Regions from separate parts of the Mus musculus genome. Here region 1 is linked to region 2. The links are chromatin loops, found by intact Hi-C in ENCODE. Cell type or tissue: left cerebral cortex. All regions are shown on one strand. Links, peaks and the distances in the headings refer to the core of each region. The heading gives the core; the rest is flanking DNA. Region 1 overlaps Prrc2c (proline-rich coiled-coil 2C). Region 2 holds the start of Scyl3 (SCY1-like 3 (S. cerevisiae)).

The links. A loop is a pair of places that touch in the nucleus more often than their neighbours do. Peaks named below come from ENCODE experiments on the same cell type or tissue, not always from the same donor. Only the 100,000 strongest peaks of a DNase experiment are listed, where the experiment ranks them.
Region 1: it touches region 2 in a loop (4-fold over the local background); 10 of 42 quality-filtered maps call a loop at or near these places.

The regions. Positions count from the first base shown.
Region 1 is chr1:162,709,641-162,720,994 of GRCm38, forward strand. It overlaps Prrc2c (proline-rich coiled-coil 2C), which reads right to left. Exons shown (of 35, transcript NM_001081290.1): 5 at 10,841-10,966; 6 at 9,050-9,270; 7 at 6,639-6,721; 8 at 5,946-6,079; 9 at 5,752-5,839; 10 at 4,603-4,747; 11 at 3,664-3,717; 12 at 643-1,189; 13 at 1-46. Among named protein-coding and RNA genes, the nearest start is that of Prrc2c, 25 kb to the right of the region's middle. In left cerebral cortex, for the core only: no CTCF peak of the experiment used is centred there; no DNase peak of the experiment used is centred there.
Region 2 is chr1:163,923,717-163,935,070 of GRCm38, forward strand. Scyl3 (SCY1-like 3 (S. cerevisiae)) reads left to right here and starts at 6,049. Exons shown (of 14, transcript NM_028776.5): 1 at 6,049-6,470; 2 at 9,763-9,977; 3 at 10,916-11,101. The coding sequence starts at 9,813. In left cerebral cortex, for the core only: no CTCF peak of the experiment used is centred there; DNase peaks (open chromatin) are centred at 5,335, 6,059, 6,256, 6,812 and 1 more place; H3K4me3 peaks cover 2,397 bases; H3K27ac peaks cover 1,585 bases.

The DNA.
Region 1 (11,354 bases), core at 1,449-9,448, 1.2 Mb before region 2:
TTTTCACTGCGATTGCTGTCCTGCCTAGTGAAAATTGGTTCTTCTTCTGCTCAAAGAAACAGTAAAAAATAATCCTATCAAACATGCTGTTAAAGAGGAAAAAGGATCTCCATAATACTCCAAATCATCACTTTGTAACCCAATATGAAAAACATCAATAACATATCACTAAACTATCAACAGATTCTTATAAACCTGGACTCTAAGGAGAACACAGATCCAAATCCTTCACTTACACACATATGTATTTACTTGACAAAAACCCAAGGTCCTAATACTTCTCATTTATTTCAATAAATATTTATGTTAACACTCAGTATTTACATGATATGATCTATACCTGGGAAGAGGACAATCAAGTGTAGCTGCACACGCCTTTAACCCCAGCACCTCGGGAGGCAGAGGCAGTCAGATTTCTGAGTTTGAGGCCGGCCTGCTCTACAGTGCAATTTCAGGCCAGTCAGGGCTATGTCAAGGACCTGTTTACTGTTTTTATCCTGAGGAAAACTTGTTCCATCTGTCCATCTGTCCTAGAGGATGATGCATCACAAGTATACATGCAAGGCCCTGCCTTCACCTCTCCACCATTAACAACTAAGGAGAATGCATAATTAACTATGAAATGTGGGTGGGGCACCATACCTTTCTTGCAGTTGTTTTCACTTTCTTGGTTTTCTGTCGCAGGCTCTACAACAGGCTCTTGGGGTTCAACTTTTTCCTCTTTTTCCTGTTCCTTTGGCTCGCCCTCCTTTTCCTGTTCTCTCAGCCTTTGTAGTTCCTGCTCCTTTTCTCTCTGTTGTTCTAACTCTTTCTCTTGCTGTCTTGCCCTCTCCATTTCCCTCTGCTTTTCCTGCTCTTTCTCAAGCTCCCGCTCTTTCTCTTTTTCAAGTTCTCTCTCCCGCTCCTTCTCTCTCTCCCTTTCTCTAAGTTCCTCTGGAGATGGCTGCTTTTCTATGATCCCGAGCTTCTCATCCAGCTGCTTCAATTTCTCTGCGCACGCTGCCTTCCTCTGTTCCTCCATCCTTCGCTCTTCCTCCTCACGGCGTTTACGAGCACGCTCTACTGCTGCAGATATTTCAGACTGTTGTTTTCGTCTTTGCTTCCATATTTCATCGTTATCAGGTACTGGAGGCTTGGAGGGAAAGGGGCCTTGTCTTCCAGGTATTTGTCGATCTGGAGGTGGGGGATGCTGAAGGAGTAAGAGACCAGATGAAGATAAGAACTTGGTATTCGAAATAATTTGTTTTTATGTCTATGTGTGTGTGCATGTGTGCACATGTGAAAATCAGAGAACAACCTGTAGGAGTCAGCTCTCTTATCATTCCATTATATGGAATCTCATTAGAGTGAACTCAGGTTGTCAAGCTTGGCAGCAAGCACCCCTAACACCTGAGCCATCATCACCCTGATCACTTTCTGGGACTGATATTGTGTGCCATAAATATGGAGAGATGGGAAGGGTCAAAAAGAAGGAAAAAGAAAGAAGGAAGAGATTCTGTTAAAGCATAAACAAGACAATGAAAAGAAAAAGGGCCAGCAAGATGGTGATGGAGGATAGAAGTAATCTGTTGACAATTTAGACAGCCTGAGTTTAACCCCAGGTCCCACACTGTAGAAGTAGAGAACTGACTTCCCAAACTTGAACTTTGACCTCTGGTATGTGCATAAAGACTCTTAAATAGTAAGTCTAGACAATATACTAAATTAGGAAGGGAAAAATTAATTGGAACGTCAAACACCAAGTGAAGAAATACCCATTCACTGTGTTAGGCATTATTGCTCACTCAGTTATACTAAGATAAAAGATCAGTTTAGAGATAATAGAAATTTAAGTGCATGTTTTAGTAGTAGTAGCTTGCAGACAGAATGCCTTAGAAGGGGAATTCCTCAGGGAGAAAAATCAAGGCCCAAATATGTAAAATGACAGCTCATGGGTACCAAGGAGACGAACAAGGAAGCTGCAGAGTAAGAAGCAAGGGACAAGATGGCTGCTAGAGAAACGGCCTTGAAGGAAATTTCAAAACTACGTCTGGAAAGAGAGATTTACACTGTATCCAGAACACAATGAAGATTTTAGTTCATGTAACTGATATTATTTTCATTAACATTTTCAAACGATGACAGAGTTTAACAACACTGCTAAAAACACCAAAAATAAGAGAGAAAGTACACAAAGTGCTAAATCATAAAGAAACAAAACACAAGATTTTCAACATAGAGAAGTGAAAAGTCACCAGGATAAAGAAGGATGGAGATTCCTATATTGCCCAGTTAGAATTCCAAAAAAAGAAAAATAGCAGCATAGTGAAATCAAATACCAGTAAGTAAATGTATACCATGGCAACGGATAGAAAGACTTCCCATGAGGATGGGATACACACCAAGCTCAGCTGCATCACATCACTCCTGCTCTTTTTACCTTCACATATCTCAACCCTAACACTGTTTTTCCTGTGCTAGAATTGTGCTGATGCAGACGAATCTCTTGTGCTATTCTCTCTGGCTCACTACAATACTGTGGAGGCTATTTTGTGGTGGCTTACACCATTTCACTGCCGTTTAGTAGTCCAAGGTACAAGAACAATGACAGATATGTATCCTGTGGTATAAAGGCACACATCTGCATATTTTCATTCCTCTTGAATAAACAGGTGATAGTGACCCTCTCAATTATGTTTCCTTAACAGGAAACTGCCAAGCTGCCTTCCTATACTGTTCAAGCATGCACGCTATCCTATATGTTATTACTATAGGGCAATGATGGATGCAAAGAAAGAGTATTACCGCGATTTAAATTTGCATTACCATGGTTATTAGATAGCACATGTGCTTACTGGCCACTCATATTTTTCTTTGTGAATGTGTGTATATATGGTTTTTATATAAATGAATGTGTTCATTACATATATAAGCGTACAGAGGTTAAAAAATGTCAGGCAATACTGTTTAAGTTAAAGTGTCATTGTTGTTCATTATTGTGCACACCACAAACATGTGTGATTCTCGTCTATGTGGATATTCTTATGCTCATGTTTGTATCGCAGGTTCTTACTGGGCTATCTCCCTAGACCACAGTCACAGATTTTCTTTGTGAAGCTAAAAATCCTTTTTACTGAGTTAGGTGCCATACTATTATTATTATCATTGTTTTTTTTTTTCTTGGCATAGTCTAGTACAAGTTCTCTGTTAGATTAATACTTGGAAATCAAATTTATTAGAAGAGGCAATAGATGTGTACGTGTGTTCATGCAGCACTCCTGGGAGTGATGGTAAATTTATGAGTCATCCAGCTAAGCTCAACTTACTAAAAGAATTTTGCTATGATGGAGAACAAAGACATAGAGCAGATGATGAAAAAGAATGAAGAGCAGGGTATTGCACTCTATAGACAGTAAGTGGCAGGACTGCCTGCCGTCAGGGAACAAGGAAGGAAGACTACAAGTGTGAAAGTGCCCGACATCAGCTCTGTGCTTCCTTCCTTAGTGAGGTACTCAGTGCGCTTGTTAGGTAAGAAGGATGAACTAGAAGAAAAACATGCAAAAGCCACACTGAACAATGTACAACTGGTTAATGAAAGTTATAAACATAAAAGCATCATTCCAACAGAAGAAAACTTCACAAAGCCAAATACAGAGTATACATCAACACTTATTTAAAATTTACCTGTTGTGCAAGCAACTTGGGAGGTGGTGGCAAGTGTGAAGATGGGCCACGTTCCTATGAAGACCAAGAGATTTAAAAATTTACCCCACACATTTATGACCACAGTCAGTGTACTAATTTTCTCAACGAGAACACAAACCTGTTCAAAGTCAACCTATTGGGCCTGTCTTCATTTTAGAAGTTAATCAGTGACTGTAAAATCACTTTTTACAGAACCACACAGCCATATCAGTATGGTAACAAGCAAACCTACTACAAAGAGTGGAAAATTTCCTTTCCCTTTCAAAGACTGCCAGTTTGCTCCCTATAGCTTACTAACAGTTATGTTCTTCCATCTGTTTTGTACAAACGCAAAAACCACCTAGATAATTACAGCCTCTTTCAGTTTGTAATGTAGCTACTGCTATACCATCTCAACTCATGAGATCAAAATATATGCTCCCCATATATTTCTCTCCTTTTGCTATCTTTTCCACAATAACCAGGTATTGTAAGTCTCCATTTTCTTCATGTTAAGATTTCTCTACAGTGTATTCTTTCCCATGCAAGTAGCACGATGTAGAAGACATTCAGTAGATGGTAAAGCGCCTTGTTTATTTTGAGAAAATATTCCTCTACTTTGACCTGATTTAATCTTCAGTTTTGGCTTGACAATTAATTTTAGTAGCCATATCAGTAATTTCATTTAACAGGCAATAAAAGCAGCAAAAAAATACACAGCCTCAGTCAAGTACTATACATCACATGCCTGACAGTTCAGCACCCAGAGGAGAGGCAGGAGGATCTTATGTGTGAATCCAGCTCAAAACTACAACCAGCACCCACTGCCTGCCTGCAAATCACACAAAAACCCCTTTCTCAAGTCACTCCAATTTTGGTTCTAAGATCAACTCATCCAAACTATTGGTAATGATAAGGACCTGTACAGGCCCAACAAACCTGATTAAATGGTGGTCCCTTCCCATAAGGACTTTTTGTGACTGGAGGCTGAGCAGGTATCTGAGAAGATGATTTAGTGCTGGAAGCTTCATCTACTTCTTTTCGGTTTTCTGTGCTTTCAGGTGTTTTTGCAGTTTGATCCTCACTGAAGAACCAAAATGGAGAAGAGGAAAGGAACAAAGAAACAGAAATTATGTGAACAAGTGAATGACTTTTCCTCTGGGGGGGGGGGGTAGTTTTCCATATAATTTCAAGGGAAGAAAATGTATAAAGCAATCACTGACAGGTTTGTGACTCAGTGATGTTAATACTGAGATGTTTCTGTAGTGTTTTGGGGAGTATTTAGTTCACACTGTCAAAGTGTAATAACTAAAATAGCAGTATAGCAGCTGCTCAAATTGGATACTCATCTGTGATGTAAATGAATCTAATACACTTTTTTTTCTTGCCTGTCCTCTCAAGATGTCACCTAAATATAAATAAGTGATACTGAAAATATTATTCCAGCACTCGGGAGGCAGAGGCAGGTGGATTTCTGAGTTCGAGGCCAGCCTGGTCTACAAAGTGAGTTCCAGGACAGCCAGGGCTACATAGAGAAACCCTGTCATGAAAAACAAAAAAAAAAGAAAATATTATTGACTATATTCTAATTTACTCTGGTTCAAAAGATATATTAGTGTATGTATATATGTATGTATGTATGTATATAGATAGACAGATATAAAATAACCTCAACATATCAGGTATCTCAGAGATGACCGACCAATCATGAAACTATAGCATACTATAATGCCATGCCTGAGAAAACTACAAATTGGGCACGTAAAAGCCCAATGTTTCTTACACATTAGCCCATATATTCCTTACTTGGATGCCCTTCAATAAGTAACAGAGATTAAAAAGCTCCATTTCCCAAATCTCTAATGCTGTTTGCCAATAAGCTTTTAGGGAATAACAAATAATGAATAAATAAATAAAACAAGATCCTGAAGCAATTAAGTAAGCTAAGAAAAATAAAGAAAATCTGTAGTAAAAAAAAAAAACAAAACAAAAAAAACAAAAACCGTATGAATGAAGCATCTTTGTACCAACAGCTCATGTTCTATCAACAAAGTCACGCTATCAATAGCAAGACTGTCACAAATTTACCTGCTGCTCTCTTTAGGACTAGTACTTCCTTGCTCATCATCATCACTGAAGTTCAGCTGTTCTGTGTAATCTACTTCCATCTGAGCACCTGGTAAATGAAGGAAAGCATAGATGGAGTGAGTTCATAAACACACCACTAACTGTGTCAAACTAAACCCCAGGCAGTTTCAAGTGTTTCATGAACTGTTCCTCACCTGCCCAACCTTCATCTGCTTCAGCATCTAGGTTATCAAATTTATCGAGCTCCTTCAGTTCGGATGCACTAAGGATGGATGGGCGTTCAGGTTCAGAAGCCCAAGAAGGAGGAGGGCCTCTTCCTCGAAGGCTTCTAATCAACGGGAGAGCAGAGGAAAAAATGCACAGGTTTTAGTTATATTGACTTGAGAGTATTAAAACATTGGAATTTAGTTCATTTCAATTTGATATTAATTTTTTCTATAGCAAAATATACCCTGGAATGACATGAGTATAAAGAAATCATTAAAATATACTTAGTAGCTTAAATAGTTCAATTCTTTTCATTTCAAAATAAGTAATTAGAACCATTAAAAAGGATCCTAAAATTTCTACAGTAAGAGGAGAGTAAGAAAAAGAATTATCACTAGTTTTAGAATCATGATTTCCTGTTTTCAAAAATTTATGCCAATTACATTTTTAAAATACTCAACTATTTCGGGTTTTGTTTTTGATTTCTGAGACAGAATCGATCTCTCTCTCTCTCTCTCTCTCTCTCTCTCTCTCCCTCCCTCCCTCCCTCCCTCTCGCCTAGCTACTATTTTAGTTTTAGCTTACAAGAGGTAAATAATTATACTTTTGAGAGCGAACCCTCAATGTTAAAAAAAAAATCTTAAAGCACATATCCCCTGTAGGCTTTGTCTAAGTCTTACTTGTTTGCTTCTGATAATGAAGGTGGGAACCTCATGGGACCATGTAGAGGAGGATATGCCATCCTTGGGTACTGCTGAAACATCTGGATGATAAAAAAAGTAACTTATGATACACAAGTTCAGTTTGAGTAGCTCTTAAAATGTAATGAGGTATGAATGGTTGATGCAAATAATATGAATATTCAACTTTGTCTGCTAGTATAGACCACCACTCATCCTCACTAAAAAACCATTTACAGAAAAGTGATTCCAGGAAGTCTTTTTTTTGTTTTTAAGGCAGGGATCTCACTATGTAGCCTTGGCTGGCCTACAGTTTGCTCTAAAACAGCTAGTTGTGAACTCAGGGGATCTGCCTGTCTTAAAGACATATGTTTTCACACCCCCACCTCTAGAAATACTAACAAAAACCTAACTAAGACACTGAAGAACCTCCATATCACATTAATATAATTAACTTATGTAATGACACAAACTGTAAAAACCACAAATCCGTAAACCAACTAGAAAAACAATGATAAAGAGGAAATCACTTCAGATAACAGACAGATGTTAAGAATGGCATAGAAAATGTGCTCTTAGTCAAGTTTCTCTAGAGATGACATGAATTAAGTACTAAAAAAAATCCAGTCAAGGAAAAAGGTAAGCCTAAAAGTGGGTGGGGGCAGATTATGCAAACCCTGGTAACTGAAGGACTCAGCTATGATCTGGATGGAGACAGTCTCAACACATTTATTCATTTACAGACACATAAGCCTGAAATAATTTTGCTTCTGCTGAAAAAGGTCTTACAAAAACAAAAAAATAAAAAACAACAAAAAAATCTTTTTAGGTAAGGAAATCACACTTAGAAAGGACTTTTTGTGTGACTGTAATGTCTAAAGGGGCCATTCCTACCACACAGGGCTGAAACTAGGTTGAATTAAACACCAGCTCAAGGTCAACTATCAAGTATTGAGGAAATCTGTGGGCATTGGCTACAGCACTATAGCGAAAGGAGTAAAAATGGATGCAGTCTTTAGTTTACGTTAGCTCCCCCTTTAAATTATTCAGACATGTTAATTCTATGAGGTGTATAGCTTAAAATTCGGAGTTTGCCATAACATTAACTGCAGAAACTATCTCTAACCACTCAGTATCTACTTGTGGTGTAGACTGGGTGACTGGCTTGATAGAAGCAGCTGGTACTGAAGCCTTCTCTGCCCTTTGCTTTGATGCGCCTTCCAATATCCACACCTGGAAGCTCAAAAATCTACAAGCACAATTTGAAAATTAGGCCCAAACTGACCGGGTCAGTTTATAAAGTTTTCCTTACTTTTTTTAAAAAAAGTCATGCTCTCATACTTCTTAGGATATCATCCTTCAGCACTGTGGGGGAGTTAAGGTCATGGCCTCAAACACAATGAACTATAACCTCCCACCTTTAAAAAATACTTAATTTCCTTTGCTTTTCTGGCACAGTTAAGACATGGCAGAGAGAAGGAACAAAGCACAAGCAACTTGACACAAATAAGTGAAAGAAAGAAAAGAACTGCACAGAGGCGTCTACACACAGGGAAGGAATGAGACCCCTAAGAAATATCAGTCATTACCTCGATCCTAACAATGACCTACCATTTAAGAATTCATTTTTTTTTAATTTTAGCCACCTTAATGGAGCTATGTATTTTCCCATGTTTTCTCCTTTTAAAACACAACCAAAAATATCCACAAATGAAATACTGTATCCAGGACTGGAGAATGGCATTTACCACTACTCTTCTGTAAAACTTAATTGAGGTAGGCATAATAGAGCATGCATGTCCCTAACTTCAGCACTCAATAGCCTGGGACAGGACTAATCTTGAAGCCTACTTGAACTACTCACGAGACCTTGTCTCACAAAAAAGCAAAATGTAGATTTAAAAACATAATTAGAATTCAAACAATTCTTAACCTTTAGGCTCTTTGTTATTGGCCATGAACTATCAGTTGGGCAATTTAGCAAACCCAATGAACTTATCTTAAAAAAAATTTTAAATCTGTAATATAAAATACTCATTAACACAAAGAACTGGTAAACTAAAATTTTATTTCCACAATAATTAAAAGTTGTGATACTGCAATTAACATTTGTGCTTATGTTTACTTTTGAGACAAGGTCTCACACACTACGTAGTCCTGCTGGCCTCAAACTCATAGTGTTCAACCTGCTTTTGGCTCCTAAGAGCAGGGACTTAATATGCTGTAAAAATATGTGGTCTAACATGATAAAGCTACTTGTGCTACTGAGGCATGTGACTTGTTTACCTCACTATTCTCACAATCAGACTTTAGTTAGATGCTATTGAGACCAAAGATCTACATCTTCCCCATTTCTTGAGTCCCAGAGTAGAATATTCTTTTGACTGATTGCCATGTTTAGCAATACTCACATATGGAGGCATCATAGCTCTATACTGAGAAGCAAGTGCAGGTTGCTGTCCATTCAGTTTGGCCTGTGGAGGACCACAAGCTATTCTCTTTTCTACCACTTTGAGAATATCATTTTGTTCTGATGTTATAGCCGTGCTTTCATCCTGGCCAAGTTGCTTTTCATCCTGATCAGAGGAAGGTGACCCAGCAGACTTACCACCATCTCTCCAGCAAGCAACATCTGGGATGGAGGACAAAAAGGATTAAGAAAATATTAGTAACATAACAGCAACAGCAAGCTTAGCATATTTTAAGAAAATGCCACCAAGTACAGTAAGAGTGGGGATTTGCTGTCTTGTAATGCAGACTAGAGTCATAGATTGTGAAGCAGAAAGGCTCTATGTCAGGCAGCCATGACAACCCATGAAAGGAGGGTTATCAGCGCTTGTATAAAGCTTTGTCAGTGTTTCTGTAGTGGTTCAAAAACCACTATTCTCACTTGGACTGTCAGGTAGGCATCTAGAGGGAAGGAAGGAAGATAAGTGAAATTCTATACAACTCAGAAAAGCTGATGGGGGATGTTCACATCCATTTACTTTAGTCAACTCTTACTAATTACATGGGACCAGAGGAGCAGATTCAGTGACATTATCTTGTTTACATCTTTAATCAAGTAAAACCACTCTGGTTTTAAGGAAATCCTGAACAGACTATTAAGAGACAAATATCCCCCTTCTAGAAAACAGTCCACTCTTTCATATTAGCCTCTCCCCATCACGTATTTTGGGGAAGGCACGTCATGAACAGTAACAGCAAAGGGGGCTTTGAGAGAATCCTTTAGTCACAACGTTTAACCAGGCCTCTTTTGGATTCCTTCAGAAATGGTGGGAGGTCATGTGTTGGGTTCAGTTTGTTGACTCAAGCTGCCACATTTATTAGGAGACAATAGATAACTTTTGGGTCAAAATGTAACTAACTGAAGAAATAGTGGAGCTGATCCAATTTTAATGAGTAATTGATTATGTTATAAAGGTTAAACAAAAATTTATGATATATGTAAGTTTGACAAGGAATATTGACAAGAAATAGGTTAAAATGTAAAATGCAATGTATATAACATTAAAATATAAACCTATAAAATTTTGCTAGAGGAATCTCATAGATATAGTCTGTTGAAATGTTTCATGATGACAACATGAAGCTAAAACATTTACATGTGTCTCAAAAATTTATTTCTTTTTTTATTTTATGCTTTATAATGCACATAAAGTAACCTTCATTATCCAAAATATTTCATTTTGAGTCCAGAAAGCAAAGAATCATGGAATACAAACAAAAGTATATTAAAAAAATAAAAATAAAAATGGGTAGATCTTACACAATGGGGAAAATATGTTAAAACCAAAACAAACCAATCTCTCTAGATAGATAGTATGTGTGTATATGGATATGGACAGCTAGGCACAGTAGCATATGCCTATAATCCCAAGCCATGGGAGGCTGAGGCAGATACATGCATATGGAGAAGAGGGAAGGGAATAGGGAATGAACAGGGCAAAGATAAGGACAAAAGGATCACCTATTATTTACAAAGAAGATACCTGGATACCTTACAAATTTTGACTTACAGATTAAATCAGATGTAATTATACATTTCCAACAAGCTCTACAGTTACAGCAGTACTATTGTTGGCACAAAAAAAAAAATCTGTTTTAAGTGAATACAACACTAGTCTCTACAAAGCAGGCAAATACACAGGAACACACATGAGGTGACATTGTAAGACAAAACATGTAGAAAGCATTCTTACTTGGAGGGCGTAAACTGGGTCCAGGTCCATAGTTTTCATCATTTGCTTCCTTTTCTTTTTTTTCCTGATCTCCAGCTGCCTGCAGACTGGGAAATTCCTGCTGAAATTGACTATTCACTTGGATTCCTAAACATTTTTTCAAAAACACATTAAGTTAACTTTTATAATGAAGATAATTCAAGTAACCCTCCCAGGATAGAGTTCTTGCTTTTTTCTGATGAATTAATTATTCTACATTATAATAATTGTTTATATCAATAAATCGTATAAACTGTACCTAAGCCCTTGAAAAGTTATTGAACAGCCATGAGGACACAAAACCCTGAGAGAAACCTTTCAGACATGTTGCAGGAGTGTTTGTTTCTCTTTCATTATGACTCCTACTACTGAAGACCAACTTCTCTGCTAAAATCTTTTAACAACTAGTTTAGATTGGATTACTGAAATATACTTTGACTAAACACCAAGTCCCGAACAAGGCTAAGATGTTTTCATTTCATTTACTACTTTGATT
Region 2 (11,354 bases), core at 1,474-9,473:
GTAATCTGATAAGCAGCCTTTGTGGAGGACTGGACTGCCCTAGTGACTTGAGAAAGGAATGGTTTTGCCAATTGCTGGTCTCTGAGCCTGGGAAGCAGTGGGGAATCTCTTTGAAACATCATCTCATAGCGGGTAAATCCCTCCCTATACAGGGCACAGTGGGTTGAAGACCAAGCAAAGGAAGGAGGCCTATCCATCTTTTGTTGGACTTTCATGAGAGTTTTGTTAGAGTTTCTTTTAATGTCCTGTTTTTGTTTTTGTTTTTTTTAATCTGGCTAGAACTCTGAGGTCTATATGCACAGTGAAGTTTTCAATCTGTGTCTAAAGCTTACCTATTTTAGTTGAGAGGTTTTGGCTACAAAAGCCAGGTTACTGTTTGACACCATTACTGGGGGAACACTAAATCAGGCGACCAGTTCCTGGAGATTTTTAAGCTACTATTTGAGCAGTTTCAGTCTCCGTGAAGAACACTTCTCTCTGCCCAGAAAAGCTATCTATAAAGACAAGCTTGTATCCTCTCCCAGCAGACTGGAGGTTGGTAAAGTCAGTGTTCCCAGAGTGTGTGGGGGGGTTGGTCTCTCATTTGGACACCTTCCAGGATAAGCGCGCTCTATTTTGGATTCACTTGAGCATAATGATGGCATCTGGCTGAGACATCCTATGATAGCCATACCTCAGTCTGAGCCGCTCAGAAAGTCTGTGGACCCCACATGCGTAGCCTGGAGAATGTCACCACAGCCCCGCCGGATGTTTCTAGGAGAATGGTCTTTCCCTCTGGTGTGGGAGCCCAGCAACCTGTGGGTTTGAACTGTCCAATTTTTGTTTATCATGGAGTCTTGGAAGTCTAGATTATGGTTATGTCACCAGAACATCAACAGGCCCCACCAGTCACAGGGCCCTTGATCAGGCGGCCAGGTTAAAAACCCAGCAGTGGAGGACAGCAATTAGTAGGAGAAGCCAATTAGCCTCTTGGAGAGCCAAGAATTTCTAATATTTTTTCCAGCAATGGAAAGCCCTTTCTCTAAATAGACCATACCATGCACATACCCAGTAGTTCTGATGGTCCGTGTATATGGTGGTTGAGTTTTCTTTTCCCCATCTGAGACCCCAAAGACCATCTGCTTTCTGGGCCTGAGATACCCGGCTTGGGCCCAAATCATTTAGGCTAAACTAACTATTGCAAATCCCATGTGCCTGATTTCATATTTTATCTCGTGACAATCGCAGATGAGTACCTGTGGGTTGCCATCAGCCAAGAGGGTAGCAGGGTTGATGGTGGTGGGTTGCTCAAACCTGACTCAATGGTGAGGCAGGAGCAGGACCTGATACTGGGTCACACAGTCATTAGAAATCCAGCATTCTGATACTTTTCAGGGGAGGGCCTCAATGATGTCCTGAGTGCTATGAGTATAAGATCTTGATCCATACTTAAGGTCTTTGCTTTCTTTTATTAAGTTAGCAGTAGCGGCCACAGCTCTTAGACAGGTGGGTACAACCTGTGGCTACAGGGTCCAGTCATTTTGGCAAGTATATCACAGGGTGTTGCCATGACCCCAAAGTTTAGGTTAAAACCCCTTTTGTCTTGTTTAATCTCAGTCTGGATTAAGGGTTCAGTGCCCTTCATCCCATACCCCTCAAAACACACACACACACACACACACAACTGTGGTGGTGTATAGAGGTGTATAGAGGCCTTGCTATTTTCACAAACTCTGTCATCCAGAGGCAGCAATATCCTGCTGCACCTACCTCTCAAATCTCAAACTCTCAAACCTCTTTCTTAGTCTTTGGAGCTGAGATCTGAAGTTCAAACCTACTCTGAGACAGGCTCCTTGCCTCCCCTTGGCTGGTGGGATCTTCTATAAAGCTAGGCTTTCTTAGCCAACATTTTGTAACCAACGATCTGTAACTCTTACGGCAGTCCCTTTTATAATTCATTTCCCAGGAAACCTCTGGTAGAAGAGCAGGAAGTCTGTACTTAGTGTCTTTAAATCCTGGGGCAACCTAGTGCAGGTATATTGCCCACTGTAACCTTTTAAGTGGGTCTATCCACTTAAAAGCAAAGATGGGTTGACTCATCTCTGACAGTGGGAGGTTGAGGGATGCATCTTTCAGTGTACAACTGTCTCTCTAAAATCGTGAGATTCTGAGACCCCAGATTTCTGCACGGGCAGGAGAATGACTGGCAGGGTACCGGGATGCCTGTCTCTTCAAGCCAGACAATATGGACTGCAATTTCCCTTGTTGTTTCCAGGGTCACTGGGTATTGTTTATGCTGGACAGAGGTAGCTGAACTCGTTAGTTGAACAACTATATGAGCTTGGTCCTGGCGTGGGGCTGGGGTTGGTTTCTTCTGACAGAGCACGAGACATACAATTTTTGCTGGGTATTTGTAAGTCTAACTACATCTCATCATAAGAGAAGGTGACAGTGGCTTTCAGGTCATGCAAAAGGTCCTGTCACAATCGGTTCTCTATTGTTAAAAACACTTTGACCAACCTACAGCAACTGGAACCTGCTAATACTTTTAAAAAAGAAAAGAAAAAGGAAAAAACCTTTATAATTTTTTCTAATATCTGGGGCCAACTGGGTGACAAAGGAAATGTTTAATCTTTTAAAAAAAGTGCCTAGTGAGATTCATTTAATGTCTTCCTGGTCAGTGTTAGGCAGAAACAAAAGTCCACTTTGTCCAGGCTGTGTGGTCTCCAGCAATCCACTGCCCAGTACAGAGGAAGTTTTGTTCATTTTAAAATTTTTATTTATTTATTTGCAGAATAGTGCATTTTTTGGATCACTGATTAAAAATGCAACACAAATCATAAAAGAGGAAGGAGAGAAACTTTCTCTTTTCCTTTGGGCTCAGCCCAGGGGGGACATTTCTTCCTCCCTGGGGCTGTTTAGAGCAGGCCACAGAGAGGAAATGCTTACCTGGGAGAGAACTATTTCCTGCATTCTGCTTAGAGGACAGGGGGCACTGGACGAGAGGCCTGTCCCCTCCCACATCCACACAGGAACCAACCCTGACTGTGAGCAGAAGTGTAGCAAAGCAACTAGCAAGGCCCCTTGCTCCTAAAGCGGGCAGGTGGACTCTAGTTAGTTAGTTAGTTAGTTAGTTAGTTAGTTGGTTGGTTATAACTAAATCAATCTATATTATTTAACTAAAAAAATCTATATCAAATAATTCTATATTGAGTCCAAAATAAAGTTAGTTAGTTAGTTAGTTAGTTAGTTAGTTAGTTGTGGGGCCTTTAAATTTGGTTTGGTTTTTGACTTTTGGTTTTGTTTTGTTTGTCTGTCTGTTTGTTTGTCTGTCTGTCTGGGTAACCTGGCAGAGTCAAAAGGATTTGGGTCCTTAATGGAATGGGGTACAGGTCTTAAGCCTGGGTTACAGGTTCTTACACCAGAGAAAGCCACTAGTGAATACAGAGAAATAGAACTGACAGAAACACGTAGACACAGACACACAAAGACACATAAGAGAGAGAGAGACAGACAGACAGACAGACAGACAGACAGACAAAGACAGAAAAGACAACAAGGGGTAGCCACCACATTTATATACCTGAACAGACAAAAGGATCCAGTCACAAATCACATGGACACTGGATCAGCAGACATGTCGACCTCTCCTGTGTGTCCAAACAGAATGTGCCATGACCAGACTTATCTCCGGAGGTCATAGACCAAGGCAACCTGCTTCCTTTCCCGGTAGAGGTGTGAGACCCCTCCAAAACCTTAGGCAGTGAGTGATCAAAGGCAGCTCTGGGAAGCTGGAGCATCTCCACTTGTGTCCCCCTAGGGGCCCCTTGACAGCCCAACTCTTCCTTGATCCAAGGGTCTCTGAGACACCTCCTCATCCCACCACCCCGGTATCTTGAAGTGTGGTCTCTGGGATCTTTTGAGGTATCCAGAAATATTGTGGAGTATTCTCCAAAAAGACTGCTCAGACATGGGTTTAAGCCAACAGAAAGGTGTTTGTTTTTTTTTTTTTGTTTTTTTTGTTTTTTTTAGACAGCCAACAACTACACTGGATGTTCAGGATGCCTATGCAGCCCTGAGCCTTTCTCAGGGTGAGCTTTTAAGCAGAAAAACCATGTTCTGTTAACAAGAACAGTTAGCCAGAAGCAGAGCTACAGAAGCTAAAAAGCAAGGTTAGTTCATTTAGAGACTTTCCCAGAACAAGGGACTTTGGTGGATTAGGCCTTTGTTTTAGTTTTGGCACGTGGTGCTGCCTACATGCTGAGTTTTACAGCCTGGATGGTACTTCCATCATGGGGTCAGTTGTACTAAGGTCTGAGGCCATTTGACAAGACCTAGACTACTCAACACATCTATTATTTTCTCTTCACTTAAACTCTGAGGTGATTGGTGTACACTTGGAGGCTAAGAAGCATTTCACGCTTGGATTGGCATTGGGAGGATTTAAATCAGAAACCCATACTTAGAGACAGATACTACAGATAATGCCCTTCCCATATCTAATGCAGATTAATGGTGTTTTTAAGGATGTTAAAAAGTGAATTTTCATTGCCAAAATGAGTAACTTCAAAATAGGTCAAATAGGCTGAAAGGCATAAGAATCTAGTGAGCCCAAAATCTTCACAAAGGCTCATATGCAAATAATCTGTAATCTTGTGGGGAGGGGCATTAGGAGATGGCTCAGTCAGTAAGGTGCTTGGAACCTCAGTCTGATCATTAGAATCCAAGTTCTTATGCCTGGAAGCCCAGCACTGGGGAAGCAAAGGCAGGTGGATTCTGGGGCTCCCTGGACAGAGAGCCTGGCTTAATCAGTGAACTGCAAGCCAGGGGCAGAGCTTACTTATCTCCAGCCCGTGTCCATGTGCCACCTGAGCAATATCACCTGTCACCCAACTCCAGGCGGGGTAACTGAATCTGTGTGTGCCTGTACAATACTGGTCCTTTTTCCTACAGAATCAAATGTCCGCTGGACAGAATGACTGACATACCCTATTGAGGGTAAGATGTGTAAGTTAACCCGTGGCCTCAAAAATATCTGGAATCTTAATGCAGAGATGTAAGAGATGGTTTATTTAGAAACCTGAGTGACACCAGGATAAATGAAGTGAGTAGATGGTAGAAGTATTGAGTGTGTCCCTTCCAATCATGTCTTACACATGCAGCAGGGAACTGTCTTCTAGTGTTAATTTTAGAGGAGTAGGTGACCATCGTGTTTGAGAAAACAGGCTACATGCTACCCAGGATCCCATCCACAGCTGGACTAGGATTAGTGATCAAAGAATGGATGAGAATGCGAGCAAGCACCCAGAGCGAACGATACAGCATAGATGTGAGTCAGGAATGCATCATCCTCCCAGTGGATTTCTTGCCCTGGTTGAAGTGGCTCAATTCTACTCCTCCAGGAAAAGAAAGGCACAAAATAAATTGATCAAGACAATCCTGGTCTCATTCTGACTTGCCTTACAGGACGTGGTAGCTGATGTTACTTTATCTACATTCTTTACCAGGAAGGCAGAGGCTGGCTGCGACCTCCCACACGCAAATGGGTTGATCATTTAGTCTTCGGTTATTGTAACGAAGGTGAACTTTCGAAGAGAACAAGAAGTCAGCGGATATTGGAGCTGGTAATTCTATCACAGGTGTAGTCTTCTCTTCCTCCGTTCCTTTCCCACACACCCCCCCCCCATCCTTATTTCCCCTCTCCTCCCTTCCCCTTTTCTCCTCTTCACTTTCTTCCCTCCTGTCCGGTCCTCTCCGGTCTTGCGTGACATTCCTTCTAATTGTACTATTTCGCTGAATTATGATTCCAGGTTTTCCATCTGAAACCTTAAGCCTTAATTAAGTCTCAAGCGTTAATCGCCATGATTTCTGACTTCACTAAATACATACATACATACATACATACATACATACATACATACATACATACATACATACATACATATCTTCTCTGACAGCAGGCCAATCCTGGTGGCCAGGATGCTGAGGGGGCAGTCACAACCGGAAAAGTTCTGGCTCAGCCCCAAACTCCTCTCCTCCTCCTCCCCGCCCCCTTACTTGTCTGAAGCCAGAGGTGGCCATTTTGGATTCGGGCGGAAATGAACTCAAAAGCGGCTGGTTAAAAACCCAAACATGAAAACCGGGATGCCCCTGCAGTCGGGCTGAAGACACACGCAGAGAGGCTTCCCTGCCGCCAGAGCCGGCTGCCGGGAACAGGCGTGCGGCGCAGGCTCCCCTGGCGCCCACACCTACCCGGGCCCGCGCCCTCGCAGCACCTGTGCGGCCGCTCTAGCTCGGTTCCGGGTTCGCGCCTCGGTGGTGGCGTCGGAGGAACTGAAGGCCCGGCTGTTGAGCCGCTTCCGGGCCCTCGGAGAGCCGCCGGAGCCGGGTCCTCGGGGGTGTCTGTGGGTGGAGGAGCCGGGGTCTGAGCGTCGGAGCCAGCCGCGGGCCAAGAGGGAGCGGAGCCGCCAGCCTCCTCCCGCCGCCCGCAGGTAACCGGGAGCCGTGCGGCCTGGACGGCGGGGCGGGAAGCGAGCCGGGGCGGCCGGTTGAGCGCTGCCCCGGGGAGTTCGGGGTGCCCCTGTGCCTGGCGTCTCGGGTGAGCCCCGCCGGCCGAGGCCGGTGGAGGGCCGAGAGACCGGGCCTGGAGTCCAGCGGGAAGGCCGCGCGGTGCAGGGTCCCCGACGAGCGTCCACACTCAGCCCCCGGGCTTCACGTGTAGAAAAGACAACAACATCTCCCAAGGTCGCTTTTGCTGAGTTCTGGGATCGCTGCTGCTGCTGGGTTGGGGGACATGTGTGTGCTCTGAGCTGATGTCACACCTCGGAGTACTTTTAGTCCACAGAGACTACATGTTTTGCTTGTCAGCTAGCACAATGCGGTTGAGTTCCTGACAGGGAACATACGTGGCCGAGACAGGGCCGCTGGTAAGATTTGTCACCCAGTATCTAAGTGCCAACGAGTACATATCCTTAGGACTCTCGGGCAAGTCATAACCTTTGGCTCTTTGAAGCGAAGGGAACTAGAACCGAAGAGAGTCTCTACTGTCGGGAGAACTAAGGGACATACTTCCCCCAGAGCACACGTGGTATGTGGTTGAATACCTAGGCAAGGTGCTGCTCCCAAACCAAATGGAACCCTTCAGAAGCTTCGCCTGAAGCCAAAGAAATGAGAAGGATGGAAGACATAGATAGATTAAAGTGTACAGTCACATCCTAGACTGTCAACTCGACGTTTCATTATAGAAAGTATAAGTGGTATAGTCAGTAAAAATGCCATATTAGAATATCCTTTTCTACCTTCGTGTGACTTTCAAAGCTACCTGGCACTATTTCATAGTCCCCTTCTTACTTCCCAAACCAAGAAAAAATCCGTGGAGTTGGGAGTGTTCCTTATGTCTTGCATTTCCATAAGCTCCTTTCAGCTCCGTCCTGAGGGTTGTAAAACACTGCTGGTGCCAGCGGTCCTGCCTCTTAGATACAGGCGTGGGGAGAACCAGAGTGACCGCCTTGTGTGTTCTCAAATCCAGTCCTCGGCGCCCTTTCCCTGCTGTGTTGGGCGCGGGGCTCTGTACAGGGCATCCTATTCGCTTCGGTAGAAACTGAGCCTTGCCTTTTTAAAGGTGCTCTTCCTTAGGGTCATAGGCGACTTATCACTGTGAAAAATGACTGGTTTTGGTAGCTTCCTAGTATTTTTGCAAATCTAAAGGTATTATGTTCGTATTTATAACATTGAGTTAGGGTTAATAGATAATCTAAGGGCCAATATTCCAACAAGGATTTGGCCTGCTATTGGAAATCAGTAAGCTAAATGCCCATTGCCCCTGCCTTTTGCCAGCGTGGCTCATGAATCTCAGTGACCGCAGTATCCCTTCAGGACTAACGAAATTAAACTGGTTTTTCTGCCAAGAAGATACTCACCTGCTGTGGTTTTCCTTTATTGTTTAATTTTGAAAACTTTTATTTTGTAGTGAACCAAAAATGCAGGCTAGGTCCACATACTTTTCAAATGAACCCTTCCCTAACTCATACCTCTCTTCTCACTGGTGTTTGAAGCAGGGGTCAGAGTAGAAGTGTCCGTTGGTCTCAGGGAGTGTAGGCCCACTCAAGCCACACCAGGGAAGCCGCAAGCACCTAGAGGCTTAGTCAGTGAGGCAGTGGAAAAACTGGATTGGAAGCCAGCTGCTCGTCCTGCAGGCACTAGGCAGGGCCAAGATGGAGGATGCCTGTGTGTCTCTATAAAGCAGCCATTCCCCCAGCTTGTGCCTACCATTATCTCACTGACCACTCACTTCCTTGGTGCCTACCACGTGTTTGCTTCCATGGGGCCCCAGCTCCACCTCCTGGTGACCCCAGCTTCAGATGTGCTACTAGTGATAAAGAAAAACATCAGATCCATAGAGGAGACAGTGGTCCGCCCCTTCATTCTGGTTGTGGATACTAAAGATCCGGCTGTGACTCGACTGCTCTTTGGCCAGGAGGCAGGAAGAAGGCCCTCGCCGCCCAGGGACCACTGCATCCATGATCAGAGCTTCTTTCTCTGGCTGCATGCATTGCTTTTCTCTTGTCCCAGTAAAATATGGCTGGTCCTTGTCATTCCTTTTTTTATATGATTTTTTTTTTTGGAATTAAACTTAATCATATCATTTTCCCCCCTTTCTCTGTCATCCCTCCAGCCCTTCCCGTGCATCCTCCTTGCCATTGTTCTCTCAAATTCATCGTCTTTTTCTTGTTGCATGTGTGTGTGCTCCTAAATACAGAAGTACATCTTGCTCTGTGTGTGTGTGTGCAAGCAAGCAAGCAAGTGTGATCTTAATGTTGAGCACATGGTATTGACTAACCAGCTGGGAGCCCTTCCCTCTGGAGGAAAACATCTCTGATTCTCAGCATTCCCTGGGTCCCTGTAGTTCTTTGGCTATGAGTGAGGTTGTGTGAGATTTCACTCTTTCAAGTTAGCTTGTCCATTGGTGTCCTTGTTGTTTGGGTCTTACTTAGGCGACCGTGTTAACAAGATGGTCTGAATCTCTGACTTTATTAGCACAAGAAAAGTCTCTTACTTTTCCTAGGAAATAGAGTCTCACAACAAACGTCCTGTCCCTCTGGCTTTTGCAAGCTGATCCCAGAGTCTCAAGTGCAGAAATCGCGCTCCAGGTCTGTGTGTTGGGACTGAACGCCGCAGTCTCCTGTTCTCTGCATTTTGGCCTGTCACAGTGGGTCTTGAGAGACAAACTGAGCTCAGTGCATTTGATAATCTTCCGAGATTTTGAAAAAGCCAGTATTCTATAGCTTCTCGCCCTCACATCTTCTCATTCTCTCGATAGTAACGTGTATGCATCTATACACACTTTAAACTCAGTGATAGGCATGGATTTTAGCAGCATTACATAGATTATATCTGTGGCTTTTCTTCCAAGTACAAGGAAAATTAAAGTTGAGAGATTTGTGTCATAATTATGGCGTTTGTATTTATCTAAAGGCTACTTACCTTTAACTGAAGAAGTTTATAAACTTTATAGATATTTGTGTACGATTGGGTTTGGGGGAGGAACTGCACGTGACTGTTTGGTAAAATACAGTTTCTCTGAAGTTGTTAGCTGTTAAGTAACACGCATTCCTGATAACTTGCTGCTCGTTGCCCATTTGTACTCTCAGATGCAGTTGTGGGCACTGCAGGAGTGAGTGGGTACCTGTTAGTGGTCACATTGAGGAAACCTGGATTAGCCAGCCTGGCTAATATTGCAGATCGAGATTTAATGTCTCAGTTCCTTTTCTTCTTTGTTTGTAGAGCTGTTTGGATTTGAGGAGGAGCTGCAGAACTGCCTCACGGCAACAGGGATGGGATCAGAGAACAGCGCTTTAAAGAGCTACACACTGAGGGAGTCTCCTTTTACCTTACCATCTGGACTTGCTGTTTATCCCGCCATATTGCAAGATGGGAAATGTGCTTCCGTGTTTGTATATAAGCGAGAAAATGAAGACAAGGTTAACAAGGCTGCCAAGGTACTGTGCTGCAGTTGTCTTAATAGCATCTTTATTACAGCCACATGCAGAAGTATTTTATGATTTGGTGTTATAAAAACAGTTGTCCTGTCTCCAGCATACTTTCACTATAGCCAAAGACCCTCATAGAACTCAGTGTAATGGATTTTAATCATGAGAAAGGTAGGCAGGTGATTTCATATGTCTACTCTAAGAATGTTTATCCTGCCTCTGATTCTTGATGAGAGACCTTACAGGATCATTGACTTCTGGGGGCGGGGGGGTCGAGCTCCATTTTGGCTCCACTAAGAAAGTCCTTGGCCCCTTAAAGTCACTGCTGCATTTGGTTGAGATTATTAGTGCAGTCAGTTTGCTATTTGGTTCCATGTCAGGGGATATTGACAGCTTAGAAGAAAATGACTTGAGCTGATGATATGTCTCAGTCATAGTATTCAAGTAACACGGTTAAGCACGCGATCCATCCTCAGCATACACACATCAAAAAACAAACAAACAAAAAAAGCCACAGAAAACATATGACCCCATCTTGTAATAGTATTCAGTAAATGAGCCAATTTTTTTTAAAGCAAGGCCATGTCTTGGTAGTTCCTTGGATAACCTACTTTGCATATTATCTAAATCACATCTTCAAAAAGTTTCTAGAGAGAAAACTATAGTTGAGTGCATGAATGAATTCTTCGGTGTTTACTGTAGTGGGAACAGGAAGTTTTCAGTGTTAGCTAATGGCTGTTTTGATTGAATCATGGTCTGCATCACTATGAGCTCCTTTAGAAAAGTCAGTAGGTGTAGACCATATCTTGTTCTTGAAGTCTGGGGGAACACAGGGAGGTTGAACAGACCCTCAGGGAAAGCGTGGCTTTCATCACAGTGTGTGTGAAGCTGTAATTAATCCGGTTTGAGACATTAACTTCATCAACTCTTCTATTTGTGTTTTAAAGCACTTAAAGACACTCCGTCACCCTTGCTTGCTAAGATTTTTATCTTGTACTGTGGAAGCAGATGGCATTCACCTCGTCACTGAGAGAGTGCAGCCTCTGGAAGTGGCCTTGGAAACCCTGTCTCCTGCAGAAGTCTGTGCTGGAATCTATGACATACTGCTGGCTCTTATCTTCCTTCATGACAGAGTGAGTGATGTGTGTCTCCCTTCATTGATGGGGACTGAGGCCACCATCTGGGTGGTGGCACTTGGGTAACACTGAGAGGAATAGAAAGCAAGCAGAAGGAACAAGAGATGCCACAGATAGTTTGTGGGATCAGCAACTAGTTCTCTGTCCCTGAGCAGTTCCTTACATAATTTTATTTCAGCTAGCTGTCATATACTTCTTGTTTTAGGTAAGCCTTTGTCTAACTACAGCTACAGCCAATATTTGTTAAGAG